Regions from separate parts of the Homo sapiens genome. Here region 1 is linked to region 2. Evidence: chromatin loops called from intact Hi-C (ENCODE). Cell type or tissue: CD4-positive, alpha-beta T cell. All regions are shown on one strand. Links, peaks and the distances in the headings refer to the core of each region. The heading gives the core; the rest is flanking DNA. Region 1 overlaps LIPE-AS1 (LIPE antisense RNA 1). Region 2 overlaps LIPE-AS1 (LIPE antisense RNA 1).

Region 1 (15,457 bases), core at 4,199-12,198, 120 kb after region 2:
CTAAATTGGCACAAGACCGAGGATCCTGGTATTGCTCCAGTCATCAGAGCCATATCAGTGTGACCCTAGTCAGTGACTGTCTCCCTGTGCCTCATTTTCCTTTCAATAAATAAGATAAATGCTATTTGGCTACAAGGTTGTTTATGAATTAACCTCAAAATGTTTACAATTACTTGATCTCAGCTCTGCACAGAGCAGCTGCCCAGATGAACAGCATGTATGTATTTGAAATGCTTGTTCCCCAGTGCTGTAAAGAAATAGCACTTGAACATAAATTTAATTTTCTCAGCAAGGCCATTTTTATATTTTCTGTAGAAAGGGTATACTCGCCAGCAATTTTGTGACAAGAGTACACCGAACAAAGGAGACAGGGTCATTTATAATCTGACGTGTCTACCTTACTGCTGTGTCCGGTTTCCACTGGCTGGAACAGGATGTCACATTTTGTATTTGTCCCGATTGGCTAGCAACTTAGAACTTTTTAAAAGAGGCAAAGGCAGAGGAGAACAAAGGAAGGAGGAAGTAACTTGTGGAATGCTGAGAAAGGTAAAAACCATCTTCAAATAAAGAAGAGGAGCAGGCTATGACCTAATGCTTGCTTGGACCAGTATAAGCATGCCAGGGCAAATATTTAGGCTAAATTGTGGGAGCTAAGAACATAAAATACATTTTTTTTTTTTTTTTTTTATTACAGCTAGCAGATATTTAAGAATGTTAGCACACGTCTTTGAGTAAATTTTGCTTCTAAGAGAGGTTGCTATTTATTCCTAATTAGACAGGGAGGAAAGTCTTTGAAGAGGAACCTCTACTTTACTTTTTACATATGCTTATTTGCCTGTAAGAGAAAGGGCCCTGGGCCTGATTTCAGGTGGAGAAGGAGCTGCTGGGAGCATCCTCTATTTGTTCCTCCCCCTAGGGACCCTGAACTTACAAGGGAGTCACCTAAGTCCCCCAGGGCAATGGGCTCATGCCCTAGTAATCTTGTCCATCTGTGCTCTACATGCTGAGTCTCAGGTGAATGTTGAGGCTCTGTCTTTGCCCAGATGAGGGCCTGGGGGCTGAGCCCTGGCTAGTGACCAGCTCCAGGAGCCACTGCCCTTGGACAGCTGGTAAATTGTGGCTCCCGGTCAGCCCAGGAGGCAACAATCCAGCTCTGGCATAGGCTCCTCAGGGCTCCACAGGATTCCACAGACCCCTCAGTCCAGACCCTGACTTAGTTCTCCAGGGTCTTCTCAAGGTCATGTCCATAGGGAGGGCATGGGGTGCTTGGCTGAGACTGACCTCCCCCTGCTGAGTCCCCCCCATCAGACTGTCTTTCCTCAGCAGTGAATGCCTGCAGGGTCTGGATACGGGAAAGGAATTCTGATCTGTTGAAGTTTGTCTACCCTGTATGTGTCCTGCAGTAAATGTTCAAACCCCAACATGGGACGTAATACAGAAGGGGACACAGGCACAGCCCAGGCCTGACAATCCCATGTATGTGAAGTAGAACTGACCCCCAACAGTCAGAGGCTGTGGGAGAATCACTCAGTATACATGGAACTGGCCAGATACTTCTTCTTTCTCAGGGTTTATCTTTATGGCGTGTAGGGTGTAGAATCCTGTGTCCTGGGTGACATTCTGAATCAGCAGGGATGCATTGGGGTATATTGTCCCTTGAATGCTGTGGGCAGGCCCTGGGGGTAGTTATTAGAGTTCCTATTACATATCCTGTAATATGGTGGTTGGCCTCCACCCTTTCCCCTTTGTACCAGTTATAGCCAATAAGATCATGGGGCAGATTGTGAGTGAGTAGAAGAACCTCCTTCCCCTTTGTGGCATTGGACAGCATGGCTTCAACAGTGAGCATGGCAGTAGTGGGTGGGTTCCAGAAAGTTAAAACTGAGGCTAAGGTGGGGGAGAGAACATCAGTCAATATTGGGACCTATGTATTTGGATGGAAAGATGGGGCCCTGAGTTCTGAGGAGGTCTCTTCACCCCCTAGCCCTGGAGAGAGAGAGAGAGAGAGAGCACGTGCACGTGCACGTGCATGCATGGGTCCTGCTGAGTCAAAGTCAGCAGCATGACCCCCATTCCCTCAGCACCTCTGACCTTGGCACTTCCAAGTTTGGAATCCTCTTCCCCAGGAGTCTGCACAAACCCCCACCCCTTATCGCCCTCAGATCCTGCTCACATCAGGACATCCTTGGGAGACCCTTCCCCTGACACCTCCTCTAGAGACCCTTGCTCTTCTCTTCTCTTTCTGACCTTTCCCAGCTCTGTTCCCTCCAGGGCTCTTGTCAGCACCTGACCTCACATTCTAGATCTCTTTGGGTGTCTGTCTTCCTCCCATGAGAGCGTGAGCTCCGTGAGGGTGGGGACTTTTGTGATCTTGGTTGCACCCCAGTGTCTGGGACAGGCTGCAGACTCCTGTGGATGAGTTCATGAGTGTTCCCAGGGCCCTCCATGGCCTGAGGTTTGTGGGTAAGGACAGTGTTTAGTGGCCCTGGTTCTGTTTTTTTCTGGAGTGTTACCCTGACATAACATTTTATTGTCATCAGTTTTCAGAATTTATTGATCAGTGATGATTCACTTGCAGTATATTAACAGTGGAGATTGTTTCTCCATTAACAGCTTCAGATCATTGAGATTTTCCTGGTGTGACCCCTGTCCCTCTCTGGTGTCCTCTCCTCTGAGGCTCCAACAGAAGCCCTCTGTCCCCCCTCAGAGTCCCATCCTCCCCAGGAGATCCCAGTCAGTCTCTGTGCTCCCTCCTCCCACCCACTCCCAAGGAGTCCTCCCCTCACCTGTGAGAAGGAACCCCTGCCAGGGGATGCGCCCTCTGCAGGGAGGGCTGAGGGAAGAGCTTGAGCTCCAGGAACGCTCTTGTCAGGGCTGCTGTGACTGTCAGCTCTGCTGTCCTTCCTCCCTGTGTGCTGAGCCTCCTCCCAGGGCAGGAGCACTTCCCAGGGTCATGGGTGGGGGTGGGCTCTGCCCAGGAAGCCTCTCTGCCCCCTCCCCTCTCAGTCCTGCCTTCTTGTCCATTCTTCTTTTTTCCGTTCTGTCTTCATTTACATTCCCCAGACTATGCTTTGAGAAGCAAGGTTTATTTGGACCCCTGTCCCTTAACAGGACAAATCACCCTCCCCAGCACTGATCTCTGCTGTGTCTTGGCCTTGGGTCTGTCAACACCACACAGAGAGTCCCTGGGGTCCCCGAACCTGGTTTGTTGTCTCTATGACAAAGAAATCCCTCGGTGTATTCAGGGTCTTCTTAGTGTTCTTAAATGTCTGGGAAGGTTGGATTTCCTCCCAGCAAGGAGGTCACAAAGATGTCTGGGGTCCTAGGAATGGACACATCTGGGGCTAAAGCCCAGGTCTAAGAGTCTTACTTGTTCTTTCTGCAGCGCTATGTGGCCCTAATTTCCTGGGAGTAACTGAGAATGAAGCTGCACGTTGCTGTAGTATTATGTCATCCAGACCTCAGACATTTCTAGATCACCTTTATGATTTTCTCTACAGCTTGTTCCACATTTATTATTTACTTCATACTATTTTTCTTTTTTTGAGATGGGATTTTGCTCTTGTTGCCCAGGCTGGAGTGCAATGGTGCGATCTGAGCTCAATGCGCAACCTCTGCCTCCCAGGTTCAAGCGATTCTCCTGCCTCAGCCTCCCGAGTAGCTGGGATTACAGGCATGCGACACCATACCCAGCTAATTTTTTGTATTTTTAGTAGAGACGGGGTTTCACTATGTTGGCCAGGCTGGTCTTGAACTCCTGACTTCAAGTGATCTGCCCACCTTGGCCTCCCAGAGTGCTGGGATTACAGACATGAGCCACCGTGGCCAGCCCATACTATTTTTTTCTAAATAAATTTAGTTTACAAAACATCTTTGTTTATCAGGGCACAGTGGCTCACACCTGTGATCCCAGCTACTCGAGTGGCTGAGGTGGAAGGATTGCTTGAGGCCAGGAGTTGGAGACAAAACATCCTTGTCTTATGCAGTATTGTCCATGAAATTACAGATTTGATGTGTGCTTAAATGTTTTTCTAACATGCATTAAAATAAACACATGAGTATTAAAATTAAAAAACAGCTTATTTAACTTTCACCTAAAATCAGTTTTGGGAAACGCTGATACAGTGGCATAAGCATGCACTTTATATCCAGATAGACCTGGGGTCAATTACTGGCTCCATCACTTAACTATGTCAACTTGGACACGTCACTTGGCTTCTGTGATCCTTGATTCCCTGATTTGTAAAAGGAGGATGGTAAAATCCACCTTGCAGAGTTGTTGGGAATAAGTGAGCTGCTGTGGGAGCCCCGTGCCCAGGCAGTTGTTGAGTACATGATGGTTATCATTGTGGTTATTGCTGTGGGATTCTGGTTATTTTCCAGAGAGAGTGTCTATGCTGGAATATTGGGCTTGTGGCTTTCTGGTAATGTACATGTGTGATAAGTTACTTTTTCGCTTGTTAGGACTTGTGGTGCATCTGTCATTATTTTCATGTCACAGTTTTACTATCTATTTGCTCTGCGATTTTGGTCAAGTTGTGTAACTTTTCTGTGCCTCATTTACCTAATTTCTAAAATGTGGGTAACAGTAAACTAGTGTGAGTGTGTATTTCCCAGATCTGACCACTAGAGAGCACAGAAGCACCAGCACCTTCTAACCGTGGGCCTATCAGTGCCGATGGCCTGCAAACATCGTTCTCCCATGAAAGGAACCAGGGCTCCCTGGAGAAATAGCTGATTCCAGGGCTGGGTCAGGAAAGCATAGAGGAACCTGGAGCTCCTTGTGGGGCCAGAAAATAAGGAACTGCACGAAAAATGGTGGGGATGTGTCAAAAGGTCACAGATTTCCAAGGAACTCTCAATGGTCAATTTTGGGACAATATGAACAACATAATAAATAATGATAGTAATGGATTCCAGTTCATAAATACCCATGAATCCATGCTGATATAAATAAATAATTGAATAAATTAAATAAATGAGGAAGCAGAAATAGCTTTTTCTTGTAGCAGAATTCCAGTTAATAAATGTAGAAGGAGTGGTGGAAATGGAAAATCACTATTTGGCTCACAACACAGGAATTGTTATTTATAGGCAAGGATCATCATGGAATATGAAGAGGCCTGGAATGAGGCAGGAGTGAGAACAGGTGGCGTGATTTTGTTTCCCTGAGAGGAGGGAAGAGGCAAGCCATGAGTCAAAGCCCTTTGATTTTTGTTTGACAGTTCTTCTCTCTGTGTTTTCAAATTATCCCAGCCTGTTGCCTTGTCACAGAGTTGGTTGTGGGCTTTGCTACTGCAGGGGTTATAAAGCACGTGCAGGGGCCAGGGACTGTGCTAGGCAGTGGAGCCTGTGTGTGAATTGAAGGGTCAGGCAGGGCCTAAGCGTGGTCTGATGCAAACCACTGATGTGACTTCTTTCTTGAAAATTCTAAAAATAATCTCTGCCTTCAGGAGCCTCAAGTCTAATGAGGGAGATGACATCCACTTTATAAAGCCTAGAGATATGAGTGCAGTAATCTCTCAAAGTGGCAGAAGTGCATGGGGGACTCCGAGTTGGGTGGAACTTGAGCTGGCCTCACAGGGCAGGGTAGGATTTGGGTTGGTGGAGGGCAGAGAGAACGGCTGTGTGGAGCAGGGGTGTGTTGTAGGAGAGGCACTCTTTGGAGCTCTTTGTATGGAGATCATTGAGGGTAGGGGCTGTTTGTGTTCATTTTTGTATTCCCTGAACTCATAGAGCCTGGCACTTTGGGAGTATTCTATAATTGACTGTTGAATGGAATGATCGTTTCGTAACCTGTTAACTGGGCCTGATGTGTTAGAAAATATGTAAAAGTGCAGCCTGTGTATTAGAAAATGTGTGAAAGTACAGCCTATGAGCAGAAAGAAAATCTTACTGAAAAGCGATCCCACGTACACATGGAGCCTGGTGCGGCCGCTTTACTTATGCTGCTGAGTTCTGCATCAGTCCACACCGAGGCCACCACAGGGGCCGGGAGCTCCTCCTCAGACCTTCCTCTGGGTCCCTCAATCTCTTTACCCCCCTGTTCTCCCAGGTCCTGCTCCCTGTCAGTTCACTCCATCTGGTTTCCCCTCCATGCACTTGGGGTGGGTATCACATCCTGTGTCTCATCACAGGGGGCTTTGGGTCCCTCAGATCCATTGATTAAAACACCTCTAAAACAAATGGACTTTCCTCTTGTTAACATGACAACTTCTTATAATGCATTTCAAGAACATTATTTGTGTCAAGAGTCTCTCTGATGTACAGAGGCCCTCCCTCCCCCAGGAAGGAGGTCAGGGGAAGTTAGGAGAAAACAGTGTCCTGTCTGGGTTGCTTATTTCCCTATTCTGCAGTGTATTTGGTAGACGTTCAAAAATATTTGTTGACTCTGTCCATGATCCACATGGCTCTCATATAGTCATTTATTCACACACACATTCAGTGAGGCTTTGAGCGCCTAGTGTGTGCCTGGTATTTGCTAGATGGTGGATGCTGAGAAGATCAGATGTGCTGCTGTCTCTGAGGAGCTTTCACTATATAGCTGCACCTAGGGTGACCGAATGCACCTGCCCCACTTTACAGACATGGAAATTAAAGTGCAGGCAAGTCATAGGACTAGTTCAATGTCACAAGGTCACTAGCCTCAAAGTTATAGGAGTAAATCAAGTTTTCTGACTTGCTGGATTTTCTGTTAGTGTGCAGCCACCTGGCTGCTGCAGGTGCAGACATGGTGAGCTCCGATAGGAGCGAGGACGCTCAGAGTGAAGTGGGAGCCCTGAGCACCCTGGATTAACCAGGAGGACATGCCGGGTCCAGCTATGACTGCACAGAGGACCATCGGGAACATTTGAATTCTCTTTTTCACTTTGAGCTTGAAATGAAGAAAACTGATCCCAGAAAACCAAGCGTGGAAGGTATTTCACAGGGCATTGGTGAGATGGGTCAGAAAATCCTGTGTTGATGTCTGTCATCATGTTTGTCACTGAATAGTAATGGTCTGACTTTGAGTGGGTTCCATCTGTAGCCTGGAGCTCTGTGAGGCAGGGACCAGGTGTGATTCACCTTTGTCTCTCCAGTGACAGTACACAGCAGACTCCGATAAGTATTTTTTTTTTTTTTTTTTTTGAGACAGAGTCTCACTCTGATGCCCAGGCTGGAGTGTAGTGGTATGATCTCGGCTCACTGCAAGCTCTGCCTCCAGGGTTCACGCCATTCTCCTGCCTCAGCCTCCCGAGTAGCTGGGATTACAGGCGCCTGCCACCATGCCTGGCTAATGTTTTTTTTTTAATGTTTTTAGTAGAGAAGGGGTTTCACCGTGTTAGCCAGGATGGTCTCGATCTCCTGACCTCGTGATCCGCCCGCCTCGGCCTCCCAAATTGCTGGGATTACAGGCGTGAGCCACCACGCCCCGCCCTCCGATAAATATTTCTTACAAAATAAAACAGAATAAAAAGTAGACATCTGCACAGGTGTGGGATGACTGAGCAGCAGCAGAAGCAGGAAAAGTCAGCGTCCCCAGATCAGCTGATGTGGCATTTGGCTTCTAGATAGGGGTGAGGTGCCAGGACAGGGACGGGGGTCCTGGGGCTCTGCTGCTCTGGGGAACACCCCTAGGATTTGGAGTGTCTGCTGTGGTTGCTGCACTTCACTTGACCATGGGAAAGTGACCAGAGGGTGTGGGGCTTCAGGTGACCCTATATGGGAAATGGCCGAGGGAAGATTGGGTGGGTGGTGCATGGGATGGTTTACCCGTATTTGAAGGTCAGTTGTATGAAAAGATGTTAAACTTATTTCAGCCTATGGAGAGTAAGATGAGGATTGGTGAGTGTGAATCAGACACCTTTTGACTCAAGACAAAAAAGAACTGTTACAGTAAAGGAAGTTTCCTTGGAAAATTACAAGTTTACTGGCAGAATTCAAGCCAGGGCTGGGTGTCTGAAAATACCTCTCAGAATGATTTTTAAGCTAACAAGGGCAGAGCTTGGCTAGGAATGTGGTTTTCCACTGATATCACATATTAAAAAAATGTCCTTTGCAATGGGACATTGCTCAATGATGCAGGCTGAGCTCTCTATGACAGTTACTTTCAGTCATGTGGGCAGCTGTGATTCTCTTATCCAGTCCGTGACTTGGACTTCACCAACTACCTCTGGCAGGCTGCCCCTGCCAGCCCTATCCCCTCTTTTACCCCAGGAGTTAAGTGCATTAACTAATGATGGCCACAAGGTGGCAGTGCTGCTGCTGCTGCTTTTTTTTTTCTTTTTTCTTTTTCTGAGACGGAGTCTCACTCTGTTGCCCAGGCTGGAGTGCAGTAGTGCGATCTCGGCTCACTGCAACCTCTGCCTCCCGGGTTCAAGCGATTCTCCTGCCTCAGTCTCCCGAGTAGCCACGTAGCTGGGATTACAGGTGCGTGCCACCACACCCAGCTAATTTTTTATATTTTTAGTAAAGACAGGGTTTCACCGTGTTAGCCAGGATGATCTTGATCTTCTGACTTTGCGATCCGCCCGCCTCGGCCTCTCAAAGTGCTAGGATTACAGATGTGAGCCACCGCACCCGGCCCTCTCTGGTGTTTTCTAAAACCTCTACCTGAATGTGGGCAAGCCTAAGAGGCTTTTAGGATTAAGAAAAGGTCATGAATGAGGTGAAAGGTAAACTTCATTATTATTTTTCTCTTGTGAGGTGACATAGTTGAGTGTGAAATAGTTGCATTTTAGAACTGGAAGACACTGGAGAGAAGTGCTTCACAAATCTTAATGTGTTCATGGATCACCTGAAGATCTTGATTAAATACAGATTCGGATTCTTTTGGTGGGGCCTGAGATTCTCAATTTCTAAGGCGCTTTTGGATGATGTCATTGCTGCTGGTTGGTGGACCACACTTTGAGTAGCAAGGCTTGAGGGTCATTTAGAGATTAATTCTCATTCCATGTGATTTATGGCTGAAGAGAGACCAAACTACAGAGAGAGAATATAACTTGCCTTCCATAACTATGCCCTCACTGCATGACTTTTTGCATTTAAACCCAGGGCTTCAGCTTCTCCGTCCAATTCTCGTTTCATGCATCACGTGGCCCCTACACTGTTGTTGGTGGCATCTCTTTACCTTAGGAACCCAGAACTCCATTTCCACCACCCACTGATCTTGGCTCAAGGTTTCACTTTGACTGGGTCTGCCCTTCCTCAAAACCTTGAGGGGCTCTTCTATAATCACAAGATCAAGTTTGAACCTCGGTGTCTACTGTTCATGCCTCTACAACATGTGATTCCCCCTTTAGCAAGCTTACATAACTTCCCTGTTTTTTTAACTGACTCTTTCTGCTCTAGCTCTCCCTGCTCCTTCCTGTTCCCTACACATACTTCGTTCAGGTCCCTCAATGGTAGTGGTGGTTACATGGTCTCTGGTGTTAGACTCACCGAGTTTCTAATCCCATACCCACCACCGACCTTGGCAAGTTACTTCCCCTTTCTGAGGATGAGCATCCTCCTCTGAAATAATTTCATGTATTGATTGAGAGAGTAAATAAAATAACATCTGCAAGCCCACTGTCATTCCTCGGACCCTCTTTAAAACTAGCATCTACACAGGGTGGGGAACATCACACACCGGGGCCTGTCGTGGGGTGGAGGGAAGGGGGAGGGATAGCACTAGGAGAGATACCTAATGTAAATGACGAGTAAATGGGGTGCAGCACACCAACATGGCACATGTATACATATGTAACAAACCTGCACATTGTGCACATGGACCCTGGAACTTAAAGTATAATTAAAAAAAAAAAAACCAAAACCAAAAAAAACTAGCATCTACAGTGGTGCCTGACACCTGGTTCCCTGGCTTATGTTTCTCCATGTCTCTGCTTTCCTAAGGCTGAACCATTCAAGGCCTAACCTGAACCCTGTCTCTTTTGTGAGCATTTGTTTCTTTCTTTCTTTTTTCTTTTTTGTTTTGTTTTGAGACGGAGTCTCACTCTGTCCCCCAGGCTGGAGTGCAGTGGCGCAGTCTCAGCCCACTGTAACCTCCGCCTCCTGGGTTCAAGCTATTCTCCTGCCTCAGCCTCCTGAGTAGCTGGGATTACAGGTGCATGCCACCATGCACAGCTAATTTTTTTTTTTTGTATTTTAGTAGAGATGGGGTTTCACCATGTTGGTCAGGATGGTCTCGAACTCCTGACCTCAAGTGATCTGCCCGCCTCAGCCTCCCAAAGTGTTAGGACTACAGGCATGAACCACCACACCCGGCCTTATGAGCATTTCTGACCCAATTGATCCCACCCTTCTATAAATTGTTTCACCCATGTATTGGCATTTAATTATGTCCCAGTGAGACCCCATAGGGAGGCTGGAAGGGTGTTGGCTGTGTGAAAACTGAAGGTGAATTGAGTGAGCTCCTTTCTTACTACCCCCTGAGTGTTAGAGCTACCATCTCTTTTTTTTTTCAGCTATTGCCAGCAGCAGTTCCTCCTGCGCCAGCTGCACCAGACCCTGGGCAGGCAAGTGAATACCTTAGGGTTTGTTCCTGTCAGGGTCACTCCTGCCTCTGGGTTTTGGTGAAACTGGCGTTTTCTTTTGCATCTTATCAGGTGGCCCCTCTGAGGAGGTTATTGATGATATCCCTTTATGGAAAGCCTAAGGTAATAACTCTAAGGAAGTTGAGCACAGTATTTTCTAACTTAAACAGCTTGGTGGCAGGAGATGTGTACACTTTCCTATTTCATAAAATTTACAACAGATTCAGAAGAGATTAAGGACAAAGGACCAAATGGGGAGGACAGGTTTGTTTAAGGGAGGTCATGTACTTTCAATCTGGAGTCTATCAATTGTTCATTCAACTCTGTGTGGAAGTGTGCATCTTTGCATGTGTGGTCGTATATTTGGATCACATGATTCATAATTCTGTCCCTGTCAGTGGCAATTAGGAGTTCATGTTAGGCTTATGAGGATAAAATATATGGGTGTGCACTATTACTGAAGCCAGGGTTTCTGATATCTGGAGAGAAAATAGGCCAGGAGGGCTGGTCACTTTACTTAGTGCCCTGCCTTTCTCTCTCTCTCTCTCTCTTTCTCTTTTGAGACAGAGTCTCACTCTGACACCCAGGCTGGAGTGTAGTGGACTATAGCTCACTTCAACCTCCACCTCCTGGGCTCAAGTGATCCTCCCATATCAGCCTCCTTGTTAGCTGGGACCACAAGCACATGCCATCATGCCCAGCTAATTTTTTGTTTTGTTTATTTGTTTGTCTGTTTTTGTAGAGATGGGTTTTCACCATATTGCTCAGGTTGGTCTCGAACTTCTGGGCTCCAGTGATCTAGCCATTTTGGCCTCTTCCAAATGCTGGGATTACAAGTGTGAGCCACCATTCCCGGCCCTGCCTTCTCTTTTTATTAGACAGCAGTCTACTCACTCATCATGTTCCCAGTGAGGGGATTTTTAACCTTCTCATTTTCCTACCAGGGGTCCATGCCAAAGTCCATATGTGTTTAATTGTGTCTAGAATTGGATGTTCTTTTTGAAAAGAGCAGCCCAAGGAATGGCTTCTTAGCTGATATCCAGGATTCTAATCTTCATTGTCTAAACTTTGGGTTTCCATTCCTGGATACTGGTTAGAGTAACTTGTAGGGCATTTAAAATGTACCAATGTCTGTGCTTTCCCCAAGTATGTCTGACTGGATTGGTGCATTGTGTGCCCAGGCATTGGTTGTTTAAGAATGCTTCCAAGGAAAACGGTCATTTTATTGTGGAGGAATTTTAGCCCAGGGCTCAAAGTTAACATCCCATTAATTAGAGATATCGACATCTTAGGGCATCCTAATATAATGGATGGAGAAGGCACAAAATCGCCTCTTTGGTTTTCTTGACCGAAGTGTATAACCTCAGTTTAATCATGAGAAAAAATTAGAAAAATTTAAACTGAGGGTAACTACAAAATAACAACGCCAATACTTTTCAAAAATGTTAAGGTCATGAAGGCAAAAGAAATTCTGAGGAACTGTCCCAGATTAAAGGAGACTGAGAGGACAAAACAATGAGATGCAATGTGTAATTGTACATTGGACCCTGTTCCAGAAAAAGGACATTAGAGGGAAGATAAAGAGGATTTGAATAAAGTCTGCAGATTCATTCACTGTATGATGTCAGCGATAATTTATTGATTTTAATGTTTGCACTGTGGTTATCTAAAACAATGTTTGGGGAAGTTGAGTGAAAAGTATATGGGGACTGTATTTTTGGAACATTTTTGAAAGTCTGAAATTATTTCAAAATGAAAAGTTTGAAAAAAAAAAGGAGAAGAAATCTAGATATTTCTATTAAGTTGCCAGACTTGAAGACCATTTCCCAAGTTATCTTGCCTAATATTGTAGAGTAATCTTCCTGGAAATGCTGTTTGTCACGTTTGTGAGCTTCTCAGAGCTTTCCAGTGACTTCTCTTATCTGTAGGATGAAGTTCCCATTCCTTAGGATGCCACTCAGAGCCCTCATAGCCCGGCCCCAATCTACTCCCTTGATTTACATTGAAGGACCTGACCCACATTTTACTTTCTCATTTCCAAACATTTTCTAAGTCTTTTCCCTCTTCATATCACACCCTTGCCTGTCTTCTCAGCCTCCTGAGTTGTTCTTTGTCCTAAAGGCCCATTTCAGACCCTGTCTCTTCATTGAAGCCTGTATATTTATTTCTGTTAGAAGCAGTCATCTTTCCTTTCTTTGAATTCTTGCAGGTACAATGGTGTGGAGTGAAACATGAGTTTTATTTCATTATATTATATTTTAGAAAAAAATCAATTTATTCTGCTCATTAAAAGTTTTTCTTTTAAAAAAATCTTAAAATTTTCATTGGAGAAGGATTAGAGATTAAATTGTTGATGTTTGAATTTCGTTGTGGTTTAAAAAAACTTTTATTTTAGGTTCAGGGTACATGTGCAACTTTGTTATGTAGGTGAACCTGTGTCACAGGGGTTTGATGTACAAATTATTTCATCACCCAGCTACTAGGCCTAATACTCAGTAGTTATGTTTCCTGCTCCTCTTCTTCCTCCCACTCTCCACCCTCTTGTAGGCCCCAATGTCTGTTGTTCCCCTTTTTATGTCCATGTGTTCTCATCATTTAGCTCCCACTTATTTTTTAATTTTAATTTAATTTAATTTTTTTTTTTTTTGAGACGGAGTCTCTCTCTGTCACCCAGGCTGGAGTGCAGTGGTGCGATCTCCGCTCACTGCAAGCTCTGCCTCCCAGGTTCACGCCGTTCTCCTGCCTCAGCCTCCTGAATAGCTGGGACTACAGGTGCCTGCCACCATGCCCAGCTAATTTTTTTGTATTTTTAGTAGAGACGGGGTTTCACTGTGTTAGCCAGGATGGTCTCAATCTCTTGACCTCATGATCCACCCACCTCAGCCTCCCAAAGTGTTGGGATTACAGGCGTGAGCCACTGCGCCCGGCCTTAGCCCCACTTATAAGTGAGAACATGCAGTATTTGTTTTTCTGTTTCTGCGTTAGTTTGCTGAGCATAATGTCCTCTAGCTCCACCAATGTTCCTGCAAAAGAGATGATCACATTATTTTTTATGGCTGCATAGTATTCTGTGGTGTATATGTACCACATTTTAAAAATGCAGTTTTCCATTGAGAGGCATTTCGGTTGATTCTATGTCTTCTCTATTGTGAACAGTGCTGCAGTGAACATTCATGTGCATGTGTCTTTATGATAGAATGATTTATATTCCTCTGGGTATATACCCAGTAATGAGATTGCTGGGTCAAATGGTAGTTCTGTTTTTAGCTCTTTGAGGAATTGCCATACTGCTTTCCACAATGATTGAACTAATAATTGACACTCCCACCAACAGTGTATAAGCACCCCCTTTTCTCCACAACCTTGCCAGCATGTTACTTTTTTTTGACATTTTTGATAATAGCCATTCTGACGGGTATGAGATGGTATCTCACTGTAGTTTTGATTTGCATTTCTCTAATGATCAGTGATAGTGAGCTTTCTTTCCTATGCTGTTGGCCACATGTATGTCTTCTTTTGAAAAGTGTCTGTTCGCCAGGCAGAGTGGCTCACACCTGTAATCCTAGCACTTTGGGAGGCTGACGTGGGTGGATCACTTGAGGTCAGGAGTTCAAAACCAGCCTGGTCAATATGGTGAAACTCTTTCTCTACTAAAAATACAAAAAAATTAGTTGGGTGTGGTGGTGGGCACCTGTAATCCCAGCTACTTGGGAGGCTGAAGCAGGAGAATTTCTTGAACTCGGGAGGCGGAGGTTGCAGTGAGCCGAGATTGCACCACTGCACTAAAAAAAAAAAAATGTGTTCATGTCCTTTGCCCACTTTTTAGTGGGAATTTTTTTTTCTTGTAAATTTGTTTAAGTTCCCTGTAGATGCTGGATATTACATTTTAGTCAGATGCATAGTTTGCAAATATGTTTTCCCACTCTGTAAGTTGTCTGTTTACTCTGTTGATAGTGTCTTTTGCTGGAAGCATGAGTTTTGGATTCAGAAATATGAGTCTGAGTCCTAGTTCCACCTTTTATCAGGTGAGATAAGGGACAAGTTAATTGATGTCTTGGAATAGAGGGATAATAGTGCCTATTTAAAGGGTCATTGTGAGCATTGGATGAGGTACAAACATAAAGGTCCCCAGCAGGTAGCAGATTACTTCCTCTTCATTCCTGTAGCTCAGTGGTTCCAAAGGTATTGCGGGTGGTGTGAACTTTCTTATCAAAATTTTCTATAGATCCTTCAACTAAGATAGCCTTGAACTGAACTGAATGCTTAGGACTTTAAGAAGTTCAACTGACGTTTGGATTTTTGTGAAAACAACTCAGTAAATAAGTTATCTATCAATAGAGGAATGTAACCCAACAGAGGAAGAAGGGAATGACAATGGGATTGTAAATGGGAGAAAGCTGTGATGCCTTCCACACCCATCCCTTTGTTCTCAGTCAGACAATATCAAGGAAGTACAACTTCTAAAATTATGTAAAGGAAAATAAACACCTCAGGACTGCCAAACTCATTACACCAAAGGGATACTTCAGCCTGGAGATTGAGTCATGCAAGACCACCATTTTTTCCCCAAATGAACAACTGTTACTTTACAACCTTGTGTCAAAGCATTGTACATTAGCCAGAGCCCCAGGAGAAGATGAAAAGGCCCTAGGCATATCTGGATGACCTCCCTCACAAATTGTTTTTTTGCTGTCCTCGAACCACATTTGAAGTATATTTGTGGAACAGACTCTTACAAGTACTCTTAAATGTTGGCTTCTCATAACTGTGGAGCTCATGTCACTGGACTAGGAAAAAAAACCCAGGACTTTAGTTAAAAAAAATGCATTCATGATGATTGCTAACCCAACATCAAGCAGAACAAGAGTTAATTACATGAGGATAAATTGATACAGGACTAAAATGATTTTTTCATGACCTTTTTTTTAAAAAAAAACATTGCT
Region 2 (15,457 bases), core at 1,198-9,197:
TCAGAGTGAAATGGGAGCCCTGAGCACCCTGGATTAACCGGGAGGACATACCGGGTCCAGCTGTGACCGCACAAAGGACCATCAGGGATATTTGTATTCTCTTTTTCACTTTGAGCTTGAAATGAAGAAAACTGACCCCAGGAAACCAAGAGTGGAAGATTTTTCACAGGGGATTAGTGAGATGCGTCAAAAAGCCTGTGTTGGATGGGTGCCTGTAATCCCAGCACTTTGGGAAGCTGAGGTGGGAGGATGGCTTGGGTCCAGGAGTTTGAGACCAGTGTGGGCAACATGGTGAGACCCTGTCTCTATAAAAAGCTTTTTTGTTTCTTGTTTTAAAAAGAAAACCCTTTTCTGATGTCTGTCACGGTGTTTCTCACTGAATGGTAATGGTCTGACTTTGAGTGGGTTTCATCCATAGCCTGGAGCTCTGTGAGGCAGGGACCAGGTGTGATTCACCTTTGTCTCTCCAGTGACAGTACACAGCAGGATCCGATAAATATTTCTTACAAAATAAAACTGAATAAAAAGTAGACATCTGCACAGGTGTGGGATGACTAAGCAGCAGCAGGAGCAGGAAAAATCAGTCCCCCCAGATCAGCTGATACAGCGTTCAGCTTCTAGATAGGGGTGAGGTGCCAGGACGGGGATGGGGTTCCTGTGGCTCTGCTGCTCTGGGGAACACCCCTAGGATTCAGAGTGTAGGCTGTGGTTGCTGCACTTCACTTGCCCGTGGGAAAGTGAGCAGTGGGTGTGGGGCTTCAGGTGACCCTACGTGGGAAACGGCCGAGGGAAGATGGGGTAGGTGGCACATAGAGGTTGTTTTTTTATTTTTTTATTTTTATTTTTGAGACGAAGTTTTGTTCTTATTGCCCAGGCTGGAGTGCAATGGTACAATCTTGGCTCACCGCAACCTCTGCTTCCCAGGTTCAAGCAATTCTCCTTGCCTCAGCCTCCCAAGTAGCTATGATTACAGGCATGCGCCACCATGCCTGGCTATTTTTTTTTGTATTTTTAGTAGAGACAGGATTTCTCCATGTTGGTCAGGCTGATCTCGATCTCCTGACCTCAGGTGATCCACCCACCTTGGCCTCCCAAAGTGCTGGGATTACAGGCATGAGCCACTGTGCCCGGCCAAGGATGTTTACCAATATTTGAAGGTCGGTTGTATAAAAAAGTGTTAGACTTGGCTGGGTGCATTGGCTCATGCCTGTAATCTCAACACTTTGGGAGGCTGAGGCAGGCAGATCACCTGAGGTCGGGAGTTTGAGACCAACCTGGCCAACATGGCAAAACCCTGTCTCTACTAAAAATACAAAAATTAGCCGGGCGCAGTGGCGGGCACCTGTAATCGCAGCTATTCAGGAGGCTGAGGCAGGAAAATTGCTTGAACCCAGGAGGGGGAGGTTGCAGTGAGCCAAGATTGTGCCACTGCACTCCATCCTGGGTGACAGAGCCAGACTCCATCTCAAAAAAAAAAAAAAAAAAAAGGAAAAGAAAAAATGTTAGTGTCACATGCATCCATGTGAAGAGACCACCAAACAGGCTTTGTGTGAGCAATAAAGCTTTTAATCACCTGGTGCAGGCAGGCTGAGTCCAAAAAGAGAGTCAGTGAAGGGAGTTAGGGATGGGGCAGTTTTATAGGACTAGGGTAAGCAGTGGAAAGTTACAGTTAAAGGGGGTTTTTCTCTTGCGGGCATGGTGGGGAGATCATAAGACTCATTGTCCAGAAGAAGAATGTCACGAGGTTGATCAGTAGATCAATTGGGACAGGGCAGGATCAAGTCATGACAGAATGTCATAAGGTTGGTCAATCGGTTAAGATAGGAGTTGGCTGTTTCCCTTCTTTTGTACTTGTCGGTTGCCTCAGGCCATCTGGATGTATACATGCAGGCTTGGGTTCAGAGGCCTGACATTCCTGTCTTCTTATATTAATAAGAAAAATAAAACAAAATAGTGTTGAAGTGTTGGGGTGGCGAAAAAATTGTTTTTGGGGTGGTATGGAGAGATAATGGGCCATGTTTCTCAGGGCTGCTTCGAGCAGGATTAAGGGCTGTGTGGACCTTAAAGAAAATTTTATAATAGGTTACATGGAATAGGAGTTTAGGCTGTGGGGAGATCTTGGGGCAGAGGATGGTACTATGGGGTTGTTAAAAGTAGCATTTGTCATATAGAATGATTAGTGATGGTCTGAATGTGGTTTTGTGTGAATTGAGAAACCAAACGGAAGACACAAGGCCCGAATAAGAGGAGAAAAAGAGGTACCAGAGGACTAAGAATTGGGAGGACCCAGGATGTCCAATTAGAGAGTGCCCAAGGGGGTTCAGCATAATTACTTGCTTGTTGGCGAGTTTTTGGGCTATATCCTTGAGTTTTTTTTTATATTGTCATATACTAGGCCAGATTGATTTAGGTAAAAGCAACACTCTTCATTTAAAAATATAGAGAGTCCTCCTTTTTCAGCAGTGAGTAAGTCAAGGCCTCGGCGGTTTTAGAGGACAACTGCAGCTAAAGAGTCAACCTTGGCCTGAAGGACTCATAGAGTTTGTGATATGTCTGTGATGCTAGCAGAGAAGTCATTAGAGAGGCTCTGGAAGGTCGTGACAGAGGCTGAAATGCCTGCTATTCCAGTTCTGAGCGCAATAGCGGAGGCAGAAAGTCCTAAACCGACAAGTAAGGGAATTAGTGGAATAACCTTTTTTTTTGTCATGTCGGTGTCATGAGAGGAACAGGAAGCTTTTCAGTCCCATTCGCAAATTGAATTTTGGGAGTAAGGTAAACTAGTGTGCATGTGCCTGTCCAATTAGCAGGTAGACACATGTAGGCAGAGGATCCACAGAGGAAGAAGAGACCTTGTGCAAGGCAAAACTGGAAATGCAAAGTAAAAAGATGAGAAGGAATACTAAAAGAGGTGTCTTGCACTCAGACTCCTAGGGATCCAGCTAGGGCGGCAGCCATCAGAGGTTGTAATGGGGACTGATGGGGTAACTGCATAGAGGGGGAGGTTCGATTTTCATGGTGTATGAGAAAACGTTGAGTGTCTACGAGCAACCTTTCACTGTTATTTACAGGGCTGGGTATAAGCAAACAAAAAGAGGGCCTGGGAGGAGAGTCTGACGAGCAAGGGGAAGGTAGTCAAGGATGGAGTGAAATACAGGGTAAGTGTCTTCCTAGGAAATAATAACTGCTAATGTTTTTAAGTTTGCCAGTATTGATAGAGGGCTTTTCTGTAATATGGAGCTGGGAGGCCCCAATTGTTTCAGTGATATGTGTAGTTGGGCTTTGGAGATGAAGAGTGAAGGAACACGGAGAAGGTGAAAGGTTACCTAGGGGAATTCCAGTGGGTCTTTGCCAAGAGATACATAAAGGAGTGGCCACAGGAATAGTAGTTTGTGTTGTGAGGGGTCCAAATATGGGGGGAGTAGAATTAATATAAGGAGAAAGATTTTTTAAGTAAGTGCGGAGAAGGGCGGCAGCTTGCTGATGTGAAATGTCTGGGGAGGTCTTGCTGGACCTGTCTAGAAAGTAAAGAATTTCTTTAGGAGGGTTAAGGTGAGGGCTGTTAAAGGAAGTTCGGAGGTGTAGGGAGACAGGAGATGTTGCTTAGTCTGTATGTAAGGCGGGGACAGCTGTGTAGGCACAGGAAGAAAGGGAAATGCAAAGCCAGCAATTGTTCTCTAAGGAGGGATCAGAGACGGCTAGGAGAGAGTGAATGAGACTGATAGTGTGGTGGAGATAGCTGGGGAGAGGTAGAGGGTGGCATAAGAATGGGAATGAGAATAAGAGTGAGTATAAAAGTAAAGAATAGAACTTCATCAGGGTGGAAGTATTGGAGGGTGCCCTGCCAGCAAAGATCATCTATCCACTCTAAGAGGGAGTTAAGAGTGGCAGTTTGGGGATAGCACCAGGAGATATCCACTGTGATGGTTTGGAGGAACAGTGTAAACTGGCAGTGTAAACAAGAGCAGGGCATTTATGAGTAGTTGAGAACGGTGAATAAGAGTATGACTAGACAGAAGATAGTAGGGATGACAAGTTTTTTGGGGTGCAGTCCAAGTAGTGGGGGTGACTGCATAAAGCCCTGTTGCAAAAAGTAGGGTAAGGATGAACAGACCTAGTAGAATGAAGGGACGTATTAGGCTCATGAGGGTTATTACTGTTCTTCAGAAATACAAGTGAGTTTAAGGGAAGTAGGGGAGAGTACTTGCGACTTCCAGGAGGAAGAGGAGAGATTAGGCTGGCTGTTTGATGGACACAGCTTTATTCTGGAATGGTGAACCCAATGGGGAGGATCCTGCAGGCGGACAGCAGTTGGGGTGCTAGAGATGACTAAGTAGGGTCCAGTCCATTGAGGTTGTAGAGTTTGAGGGGTCAGATTCTTAACAAGAACGGGTTGTCCAGCTAGGGTGTCTTCATATGGCTGGGAATCTGGAGTAGGCAAGAGAAGATTAGCAGCCTGGGGAATTTCCTGTCTAGCCTGCTGGAGGCCTGGAAGATAGTTGCCTAGAGGGCCGGTGTCTGGGACAAGGTTGGGGCCGAGCAAGAAAGTGTGTCCATGTAAAAGTTCAAATGGACTGTACCCTGTAGCATCTCGAGGACAGGCTCTAATTCTGAGAAGGGCAAGAGGTAAAAGTACTGTCCAGTCCTTTTTAAGTTGGAGACTGAGCTTGGTGAGGTATGTCTTTAAAAGACCATTAGTCCGTTCTACCTTTCCTGAAGATTGAGGGCGGTAAGGGGTATGAAGTTTGACTTATTTCAGCCTACAGAGAGTAGGATGAGAATTGGTGAGTGTGTATCAGACACATTTTGGCTCAGGATGGAAAAGAACTGTCACAGTAAAGTAAGTTTCCTTGGGAAATTACAAGTTTACTGGTGGAGTTCAGGCCTGAGCTGGGTGTCTGAAAATACCTGTTAGAGTGATTTCTAAGGTTACAAGGGCAGAGCTTGGCTTGAAACTAGGTTTCCCACTGATACCACATATTAGGTATTATACAAACTGTCTTTTGCAATGAGACACGGCCCTATGATGCAGGCTGAGCTCTCTGACAGTTACTTCCTGTCTTTGTGGGCGATTGTGATTTTATCTCCTTTGTGACCTGGACTTTACCTCCTACCCTTTGCTCTTGCCAGCCCTCCCACTTCCTTTACTGGTGACAAGGTTTAAGTGCATTTACTGATGATGGTCACAAGGTGGCAGCACTGCCTCACTGGTGTTTCCTAAGACCTCTGCTTGGACGTGGGCCAGTCTAAGGTGCTGTTAGGATTAAGGGCATGAATGAGGCTAAAGGTAAACTTTATTTTCCTTTTTTTATCCTGTGAAGTAACAGAATTTGAGGTGAGTGTGAAGTAATTGCATTTGAGAACTGGAAGTGCCATGTGTGGTGGCTCATGCCTGTAATCCCAACACTTTGGGAGGCTGAAGCAGGAGGATGGTTTGAGCCCAGGAGTTCCAGACCAGCCTGGGCAACATGGTGAGACCTCATCTCTACAAAAAATAAAAAAATTAGCCGGGCACGGTGACACATGCCTGTGGTCCCAGCTACTTGAGAGCCTGAGGCAGGAGGATTCCCTTGAACCCAGGAGGTCCAGGCTGCATTAAGCTATGATCCTGTCACTGCGTTCCATCCAGCCTGGGTGACAGAATGAGACTCTGTCTCAAAAAACTCCAAAAATGAATACAAAATTAAAAAGTCTGGTAGAAATGCTTCACAAACTTTAATGTGCTCACAGATCACCCAAAGATCTTGTTTAAATGCAGATTCTGATTCTTCTGGTGGGGCCTGAGAGTCTGCATTTCTTTTTTTTATGATTGGCATTTTCACAAGATTCTGCATTTCTAAGGAGCATTTGGACGATGTCATTGCTGCTGGTTGGTGGAGCACACTTTGAGTAGCAAGGCTTGAGTATCATTTAGAGATTAATTCTCACTGCATCTGATTTATGGATGGGGAGAGACTGAGGTGTGGAGATGGAATAGAGCTTGCCCTCCATAGCCATGCCCTCACCGCATGACTTTTTGCGTTTAAACCCAGGGCTTCAGCCTCTTTGTCCAGTCCTTGCCTCATGCATCACATGGCCCCTTCACTGTTGTTGGTGGCATCTCTTTAGCTTAGGAACTCAGAACCCCATTTTTATCACCCACTCTGGGCTTGGCTCAACATGTCACTTTGACTGGTTTTCCCCTTACTCAAAACCTTCACTGACTCTTCTGTAATTCACAAGATCAAGTTCGAATGTCTGTGTCCAGTGTTCATGCCTCTATAACATATGTATGATCCCCCTTTAGCAAGCTTACCTAACTTCCCTGGTTTTTGTTTTTGTTTTTGTTTTTGAGACAGAGTCTTGCTCTGTTGCCCAGGCTGGAGTGCAGTGGCACCATCTCGGCTCACTGCAAGCTCCGCCTCTCGGATTCACGCCATTCTCCTGCCTCAGCCTCCCTAGTAGCTGGGACTACAGGTGCCTGCCACCATGCCTGGCTAATTTTTTGTATTTTTAGTAGAGACGGGGTTTCACCGTGTTAGCGAGGGTGGTGATGGTCTCGATCTCCTGATCTCATGATCTGTCTGCCTCAGCCTCAAAAGTGCTGGGATTACAGGCGTGAGCCCACCGCGCCTGGCCACTTCCCTGTTTTTAAACCATCTCTTTCTGCTCTAGCTCTCCCTGTTCCTTCCTGTTCCCTACACATACTCTGTTCTGGTCTCTCTCAGTGGTAGTGGTGGTGGTATGGGCTCTGGTGTTAGACTCACTGAGTTTCTAATCCAACATCCACCAACAACCTTGGCAAGTTACTTCACCTTTTTGAGGATCAGCATCCTCCTGTGAAATAACCCCACATGGTGGTTGAGAGGAGTAAATAAAAAATCATCTGTACCTCATAAATATATATACCTACTATGTACCCCCAAATGTAAAAATTAAAAAAAAAGTAAAACGACATCTGCAAACCCGCTCTCATTCCTGAGACCCTCTTCAAAGCTAGCATCTACAGCAGTGCCTGCCACCTGGTTTCCTTGGCGTGTGTTTCTCCTTGTCTCTGCTTTCCTAAGGTTGAACCCTTCAGGACCTCACCTGAATCCCGTCTGTTCCATGAAACCTTTCCCAGCCATTCCTGACCCAGTTGATCCCTCGCTTCTATAAATTATTTTACCTATGTATGGGCATTTAATTACATGCCAGCCCTCTCAGTGAGACCCCATAGGGAGGCTGGAAGGGTATTGGATGTGTGCGAATTGAAGGTTAATTGAATGAATACTTTTCTTACTACCCACTGAGTGTTAGAGCTGCCGTCTCTTTTTTTCAGCTAGTCCCAGCGGCAGTTCCTCCTGCACCAGCTGCACCAGACCCTGGCAGGCATGTGAATACCTTAGGGATTGCTCTTGTCAGGGTCCTTCCTGCCTCTGGGTTTTGGTTAAATTGGTGTTTCCTTTTGCACGATATCAGTGGTCCCTCTAAGGGAGAGATTGATGATATCTCTTTATGGAAATGCCAAGATAATAACTGAGGAAGTTGAACTCAATATCTTATTGCTTAAACAGCCTGGTTACAGGAGATGTGTACACACTTTCTTGTTTCGTTAAAATTACAACAGTCTTTACTCTCTTACTTCAGAAGAGACTGGGGACAAAAGACCAAGTGGGAGTGTGGGCAACATAGGGAGACCCCATCTCTACAAAAAAAAAATTAGCTGGGTGTGGTGGTGTGTGCCTGTAGTCCCAGCTACTTTGGAGGTTGAGGTGTGAGGATCGTTTGAACCCAGGAGCTCAAAGCTGCAGTGAACTATGATCACGCTGTTGCACTCTGGCCTGGGTGATAGACCAAGAAAAAAAAAAAAAAACAAGTGGGGAGGACAGGGTGGTTTAGGGGAGTTAATGTACCTCTAACCTGGATTCTCTGAATTGTTCTTTCAATCATGTCTGGAAGTGTACATCTTTGTATGTGTGGTCATATATTTATATCACATCACTCATAATTCCCTGCCTGTCAGTGGCAATTAGGAGATCATGTCAGTCAGGCTTAGGATATTAAAATTATGTAGTATGTGCTTTCACTGGAGCAAAGGTTTCTCTGAAGTCTGGAGAGAAAATGGACCAGTAGGGCTGGACCCTTTACTTGGGGTCCTGCCTTCTCTTTTTATTGGACAGCAGCCTACTCAGCCATCACTTTCCCAATCAGGGGCTTTTTTTTTTTTTTTTTTGAGATGGAGTCTCGCTCTGTCGCCCAGGCTGGAGTGCAATGGCACGATCTCGGCTCACTGCAAGCTCCACCTCCCGGGTTCATGCCATTCTTCTGCCTCAGCCTCCTGAGTAGTTGGGACTACAGGCGCCCGCCACCATGCCTGGCTAATTTTTTGTATTTTTAGTAGAGACGGGGTTTCACGGTGTTAGCCAGGATGGTCTTGATCTCCTGAGCTCATGATCCACCCACCTCAGCCTCCCAAAGTGCTGGGATTACAGGCATGAACCACCGCGCCCGGCCAATCAGGGGCTTTTTAACCTTCCCATTTTCCTATAAAGGATCCATGCCAATGTTCAGATATATTTATTGTGCCTGGAACTGGATGTTCTTTTAAAAAGTGAATCCCAGGGATGGCTTCCTAGCAGATTTCCAGGATTCTAATCTTCACTGTCTAAACTGTGGGTTTCCAACCTTGAATACTGATTAGAGTCGCTTGTAGGGCATTTAAAACCTACCAATGCTTGTGCCTTCCCCCAAGAGAGTGTGATTTGATTGATGCATGATGTGGCCCACGCACTGGTTGTTTATGAATGCTTCCAAGGAAAATGGTCATTTTACAGTGGGGGAACTGTAGCCCAGTGCTCAAAGTTAACATCTCCAGTAATCAGAGATACTGACATCTTAGGGCATCCTAATATGATGGATGGAGAAGGCGCAGCATCACCTCTGTAGTATTCTTGCCCAATGTATATAACTTTAGTTTCATCATGAGAAACAACTAGGAAAGCCCAAACCGAGGGTCATTATACAAAATAACTCACCAATACTCTTCGAAAATGTTAAGGTCATGAAGGCAAGAGAAATTCTGAGGAACTGTCCCAGATTAAAGGAAACTGGGAGGACAGAGCAATGAGATGCAATGTCTGATCCTAGATTGGATCCTGGTCCAGAAAAAGAACATTAGTGGGAAGATAAAGGGGATTTGAATAAGGTCTACAGATTCATTCATTGTACAGTATCAGTGATCATTTATTGATTTTGATGATTATACTGTGGTTATCTAAAATGTTAATATTTGGGGAGGCTGAGTGAAAAGTATATGAAGACCCTGACTATTTGTAGAAGTTTTTTGAAAGTCTGAAATTATTTCAGATGAAACTAAAGAAAGGAAAAGAAAGCTTCCAGGTAATTCTACTGAGTTGCCAAAGCTGAAAACCACTTCTCTAAGTTATCTTGCTTAATAATACTGTCAAGAGTAATCTTCCTGGAAATACCATATTGTTATGTTTGTGACCTTTTCAAAGCTTTCCAGTGATTGCTGTCATCTAGGATGAAGTTCCTGCTCCTTAGGCTACCATTTAAAGCCCCCATAGCATGGCCTCAATCTACTCCGTTGATCTACGTGGAAGGACTTAACCTACATTTTACTTTCTCATGCCTGAGCTTATTCTAATTCTTTTACTCCTTCCTATATAATACCCTTGCCTTCCTGTTCAGCCTCCTGAGCTGTTCTTTGTGCTATGGCCCATTTCAGACCCTGTCTCTTCATTGAAGCCTGTATAGTTATTCCTGTTAGAAGCAATCATCCTTCCTTTCTTTGAATTCTGGTAGGTACCGTGATGTGGAGTGAACCACGAGCTTTAGATTCAGAAATATGTGAGTTTGAATCCTTTGACAGTTCCACCTTTAACCAGTTCTGAGATAAGGGACAAGTTTATCAACATCTTGGAATAGAGGGGTAATAGAGTACCTGCATCAAAGGGTCATTGTGACCATTAGATCAGATGCAAACATAAAGGTCCTCAGCACAGCATATAGCAGATTCTTTCCTCAGCACTTTAATAGCTCAGTGGTTCCCAGAAAGTTTGTGGGTGGTGTGAAGGCTCTTATCAAAATTTCCTAAAGAGCCTTTTAAAAATATTTGCACCTGGTCATCACTAAGATGACAGATGCTCTTTAATGGAACTGAATGCTTGGGACTTTAAGAAATGCAACTGAGATTTTTTTTTTTCCCCCTTGGAACACAACTGAGTAAATAAGTGACCTAAGGGCAGAGGAATGTAACCCAAAAGAGGGAGAAGGAGGAACTGGGTTTTTAAGTAGGAAAAAGCTGTGATGCCTTCCACACCCACTCTGTTGCTGTCAGTGAGACAGCAGTGAGGAAGTACCACTCCCTAGTACAACTCCTTAAACCATGAGTCCTGAACAGCCCTTCACTAATCCATTCCCTGTCCAGATGATGTGTACCTGGATGAGTCAGATCCCCATGAGTCAATCATTCTTCTCCGTCTTCAGCTCCTCCATCCTCACCACTCAGTGCTATGTGCTATGGTCTGGCCCCACTTCCCAGGCCATTAGTATTGGCCTAAGAAAGCAAGACTGGGAGGGGCAACTGAGAAGGAAGTCAGAGGCCACTAGGCATGGAAAGAGGCAGGTGGGGCTGTCATTGCTCAAAGGCCACACACTCTGGGTGTGTTTTATGACTGTTCCTGGATTTGAAATCTTTTCCCCTTTGTGATCATTCCAGAGACTCACCCTCCTCCTGCTTCCTTCTCATCACACTATCTGTTCCTAGTGCATCCCTTTTACGGCCAGAGAATGGCTGTACAAATAGTTAACAATTCAGTAAAAGTTACAGCTGAGCACGGTGGCTCACACCTGTAATTCCATCACTTGGGAGGATGAGGAGGGCGGATCACGAGGTCAGGAGTTGAAGACCAGCCTGACCAACATGGTGAAACCCCATCTCTACTAAAAATACAAAAATTAGCTGGGTGTGGTGGCACGCACCTGTAAGCCCAGCTACTCAGGAGGCTGAGGCAGGAGAATTGCTTGAACCTGGGAGGCGGAGGTTGCAGTGAGCCAAGACTGTGCCACTGCACTCCAGCTTGGGCGACAGAGCGAGACTCCATCTCAAAAAAAAAAAAAAATTACTTTTTGGGAGAACTGGGAACCTGGCCTTCCTTTTTGCCAAAAGAGATTGAGGTCCATAAAAGCCAGCTTTTATTCCGGGCTGTGCAGTTGTGAGTGTGGTGTTAGGGAACAGGTACATAAGTGAAGGGTAAGACAGAAAACAAAATGCTGGCTGTTTGTCAAATCCTGAGAGTAGAGGGGACAAAAATCATTCTGAAAGGTGGATGTCATTCAGGACACCTTGGAAATCTTAGGGTGTCCTCGCCCAGATGGGGAGGAGGATGAGGTTAAATTATGGAGTTGAGTGACACTTGGTACATTACTAAACTTCTCTGCTTCAGTTTTTTTTTTTTTTTTTTTTTTTTTGAGACGGAGTCTCACTGTGTCGCCCAGGCTGGAGTGCAGTGGCATGATCTTGGCTCACTGCGCGCTCCGCCTCCCAGGTTCATGCCATTCTCCTGCCTCAGCCTCCGGAGTAGCTGGGACTACAGGCGCCCGCCACCACTCCCGGCTAATTTTTTTTTGTATTTTTAGTAGAGATGGGGTTTCACCGTGTTGGCCAGCATGGTTTTGATCTCCTTACCTCGTGATCCGCCTGCCTCGGCCTCCCAAAGTGCTGGGATTACAGGCGTGAGCCACCATGCCTGGCCCCTGCCTCTGTTTTTTTAATCTGTAAAAATGGGGATGGTGACACTCAGGATTCTTTGAGAGGACTGGAGCTACATGGAAACCCCTTGGGATAGTGCCTGGCGGATAGTGAGTGCTGCATCAGTGTGAGCTATTATAATTATGGGAATAGACAAAGGTGTCACCCGGGGCATCCAGAGTGAGGAGGTATTTTCCAGTCAGAGTCCTGGGAGGCCAGCTGGAGATGAAGCTGGTGAAGGGGGAGGCTTAACCTCCAGGAGTGGAAGGATTGGGAAGGAGTAACTCATGCATAACATTCTGTGAAAATACCTTTACCCAACAGCAGGAATACGCACAGTGGGTGTGGCTTCTGTCACAATTATTGTCCCTGGGGTCTAGGAATGTGAAACCCAAGCCTAGAAACAGGCTTCAGGGGTGCCTTGCAAATTAGCATTCATCTTGCCAAAGGAAAATGTTCATCTTGTTAAAAGAAAGCATTTACGTGCTAAAAGAATCCCTTCTTGTGGCCCAGGTCATTATTTTTGTCTTGGTACTATCCTTTTTTTTTTTTTTTTTTTTTTTTTTTTGAGAAGGAGTCTTGCTCTTTTGCCCAGGCTGGAGTGCAGTGGTGGATCTCAGCTCACTGCAAGTTCCACCTCCCGGGTTGACACCATTCTCCTGCCTCAGCCTCCCAAGTAGCTGGGACTACAGGCGCCCGCCACCATGCCTGGCTAATTTTTTTTGTACTTTTAGTAGAGACGGGGTTTCACTGTGTTAGCCAGGATGGTCTCGATCTCCTGACCTCGTGATCTGCCCACCTCGGCCTCCCAAAGTGCTGGGATTACAGGCATGAGCCACCGCGCCCGGCCTGTACTATCCTTATTTACAAGATGTAAAGAGAAAGACTGGGCTGGGCTCAGTGGATCACGCCTGTAATCCCAGCAGTTTGGGAGGCCAAGCGGGGGCGGATTGCCTGAGGTCAGGAGTTCGAGACCAGCCTGGCCAATATGGCGAAACTCCATCTCTACTAAAAAATACAAAAATTAGCTGGGTGTGGTGGTGTGTGCCTGTAATTCCAGCTACTCAGGAGGCTGAGGCAGGAAAATCACTTGAACCCAGGAGGCGGAGGTTGCAGTGAGCCGAGATCGTGCCATTGCACTGCAGCCTGGGTGACAAGAACGAAACTCTGTCTCAAAAAAGAGACTGAAGAAGAGTGAAATAAGGATATATATGCATTAGCAGGGCAGAATTGGGACTGGTATGTGTACGTTAAGAGGAAGCATGTAAAAATTGTATGTGAACATAAAAAGGACTTCTTGTTTTAAACAGACCTCTCCATATAAATAATGTGGACTGTCTTGAGTAGATAGCAGACTCCATCACAAGAACATTCCAGCAGAATCACAAGAGAATGGATAGTGTGGCCGCTTTCTAAATGGTAGTTTAGAGTGAGCAAATCACTGAAAAGAAAGGAGACCAAGAAGATGGGTGAGGGTGAGAGAGATGGGATGGTGAAAGGAAAAGACTGAAATAAATGTTTACCGAGGGCTCACCAGGTACCAAGCTGTGTGTCTAATGCCTTACACATGTTTTTTTTTTTTTTTTTTTTTTTAAGATGGAGTCTTGCTCTGTTGCCCAGGCTGGAGTGCAGTGACGTGATCTTGGCTCACTGCAACCTCCACCTCCCTGATTCAAGGGATTCTCCTGCCTCAGCCTCCTGAGTAGCTGGGATTACAGGCGTGCACCACCACACCCAACTAATTTTTGTGTTTTTAGTAGAGACGGGGTTTCACCATGTTGGTCAGGCTGATCTCGAACTCCTGAGCTCGTGATCCACCTGCCTTGGACTCCCAAAGTGCTGGGATTACAGGCGTGAACCACTGCGCCTGAACAATGCCTTACACATCTTAATTTACTCTTTTATTGTCATCCTCTGATGGAGTAAGAGTCACCTTTGTGCTGCAAATGAGAAGAAGCTGAGGGAGGCGAGGTGAGTGGTCAGCATCATCCAGCCAGTTCATAGCAGAGCTAGTGTGTTTCACCTCAAAGTTTGTGCTCTTGCCTATGATTCAGACAGAAAAGTGAGACACAGCAGGAAGGCAAGGCAAATTTTTGTTGTGGGTGAAGTTTATAAAAGGTACCTGTATTAGGCAGAATAATGGCCTCCTGAAAATATCCACATCCTAATCCCTGGGACCTGTGCATTTTACTTTATTTGGCAGAAAGACTTTGCAGATAAGATGAAGTTAAGAATCTTGAGATGGGGGAATTATCCTGGATTATCTGAGTGGGCACATTATAATCAGAAGGATCCTTATAGGTGAAAGAGGGAGGCAGGAGAGTCAGGGTGAAAATGATGTAGCATGAGGAAGACTCCACTGGCCACTGCTGGCTTTGAAGATGGAAGGGGGCCATAAGCAAAGGAATATAGGTGGCATCGAGAAGCTGGGTCGGGCAAAGAAGAGGATCCATTCCTTAAACCTCCAGAAGGAAACCTCCAGAAGGAACACCGCCAATGCCTTGATTTTAGCCCAGAGAAATCTATTTTGGACTTTTGACCTCCAGAACTATAAGAACTGGGAAAAATGTATGTAGTTTTTACATTCCAGGAGGTTACAGTCTGCTACATAGTGAAAAGGGACTGGAAAAAATAGGCCAAAATATTAAACAACGATTAGGTCTAGATTATGGGTGGAAAATAGAATACAAGTGATAGCTATTTTTTCTTTCATACTTTATGTCTTAATTTTCAAAGGTAAGAAATTAAAGGTAATTACTGTCAGGCCTCTGAGCCCAAGCTAAGTCATCATATCTCCAGTGATCTGCATGTATACATCCAGCTGGCCCGAAGCAACTGAAGAACCACAAAAGTAAAAAGAGCCAGTTCCTGCCTTAACTGATGGCATTCTACCATTGTGATTTGTTTCTGCCCCACTCTAACTGATCAATTGACCTTGTGACATTCTTTTTCTTGGACAGTGAGTCTCATGATCTCTCCACCGTGCACTTTGTGACCTCCACCACTGCCCACAAGAGAAAACCACCTTTAACTGTAATTTTCCACTACCTACCCAAATCCTGTAAAACTGTCCCCCCAATTCTCCCTTTGCTGACTCTCTTTTCAGACTCAGCCCACTTGCACCCAAGTGCCTGTATAGTAGACTGTCTTCACATGGACGCGAGTAACAATTACATTGCGATGTTATAAATAGAAGTATTTCAATGTACCTGTTAAATCCTCTGGACGATCACTGAGAAGGCATATCTTTGAGTGTAAGGATGAATTTGCCAAGGACAGGAGTGACGTTATAGGCACAGTTTTTTAAAGGCAGGAAGAGAGGGCCTTATCCTTCAACCTAAATGGTCCATCATTTCCATGGATCAAACTCAAAGGAATGACTAGTCATCAAGGAATGTGTTCAGTGACATCTTATGGGGTAAACTGAGACATTCCAGGAGCCTGGAATCAATGTGAAGTAGTTTCAGACTTGGTGGCAGGGGAGAATGTGCTCCTAAAATCTGTTGTTTAGGGCTCAGCCTTTTCTGCTTTTTTCTTCCTATTATTTCTTAACAATGCTGAGGTGGGCAGGGCCCCAGTCCCGGAACAGGTCACCTGTACTTAATAGGAAGGTTTGTTTCCTTTGTTGAAAGGGGTGGATATATAGCCCTGAGTTTGTTTTTTTTTTGTTTTTCTTTACTAGCAATTAGGGAAACATAGAGTGGCTGCTTTCTCTACTAACAGCCT

The links. Peaks named below come from ENCODE experiments on the same cell type or tissue, not always from the same donor. Only the 100,000 strongest peaks of a DNase experiment are listed, where the experiment ranks them.
Region 1: a loop joins it to region 2, with 10 times the contacts of the local background. A loop is called at or near these places in 7 of 110 quality-filtered maps.

Annotation. Positions count from the first base shown.
Region 1 is chr19:42,558,907-42,574,363 of GRCh38, forward strand. All of the region lies in intron 2 of LIPE-AS1 (LIPE antisense RNA 1), which reads left to right. It also overlaps the pseudogene CEACAMP2. Among named protein-coding and RNA genes, the nearest start is that of CEACAM8, 28 kb to the right of the region's middle. RefSeq lists an enhancer at 1,073-1,573. In CD4-positive, alpha-beta T cell, for the core only: CTCF peaks have their summits at 4,613 (motif pointing right), 4,814, 8,220 (motif pointing right) and 8,419; DNase peaks (open chromatin) are centred at 4,635 and 8,215.
Region 2 is chr19:42,445,450-42,460,906 of GRCh38, forward strand. All of the region lies in intron 1 of LIPE-AS1 (LIPE antisense RNA 1), which reads left to right. Among named protein-coding and RNA genes, the nearest start is that of CXCL17, 10 kb to the left of the region's middle. In CD4-positive, alpha-beta T cell, for the core only: CTCF peaks have their summits at 5,183 (motif pointing right) and 5,382; a DNase peak (open chromatin) is centred at 5,142; H3K27ac peaks cover 898 bases.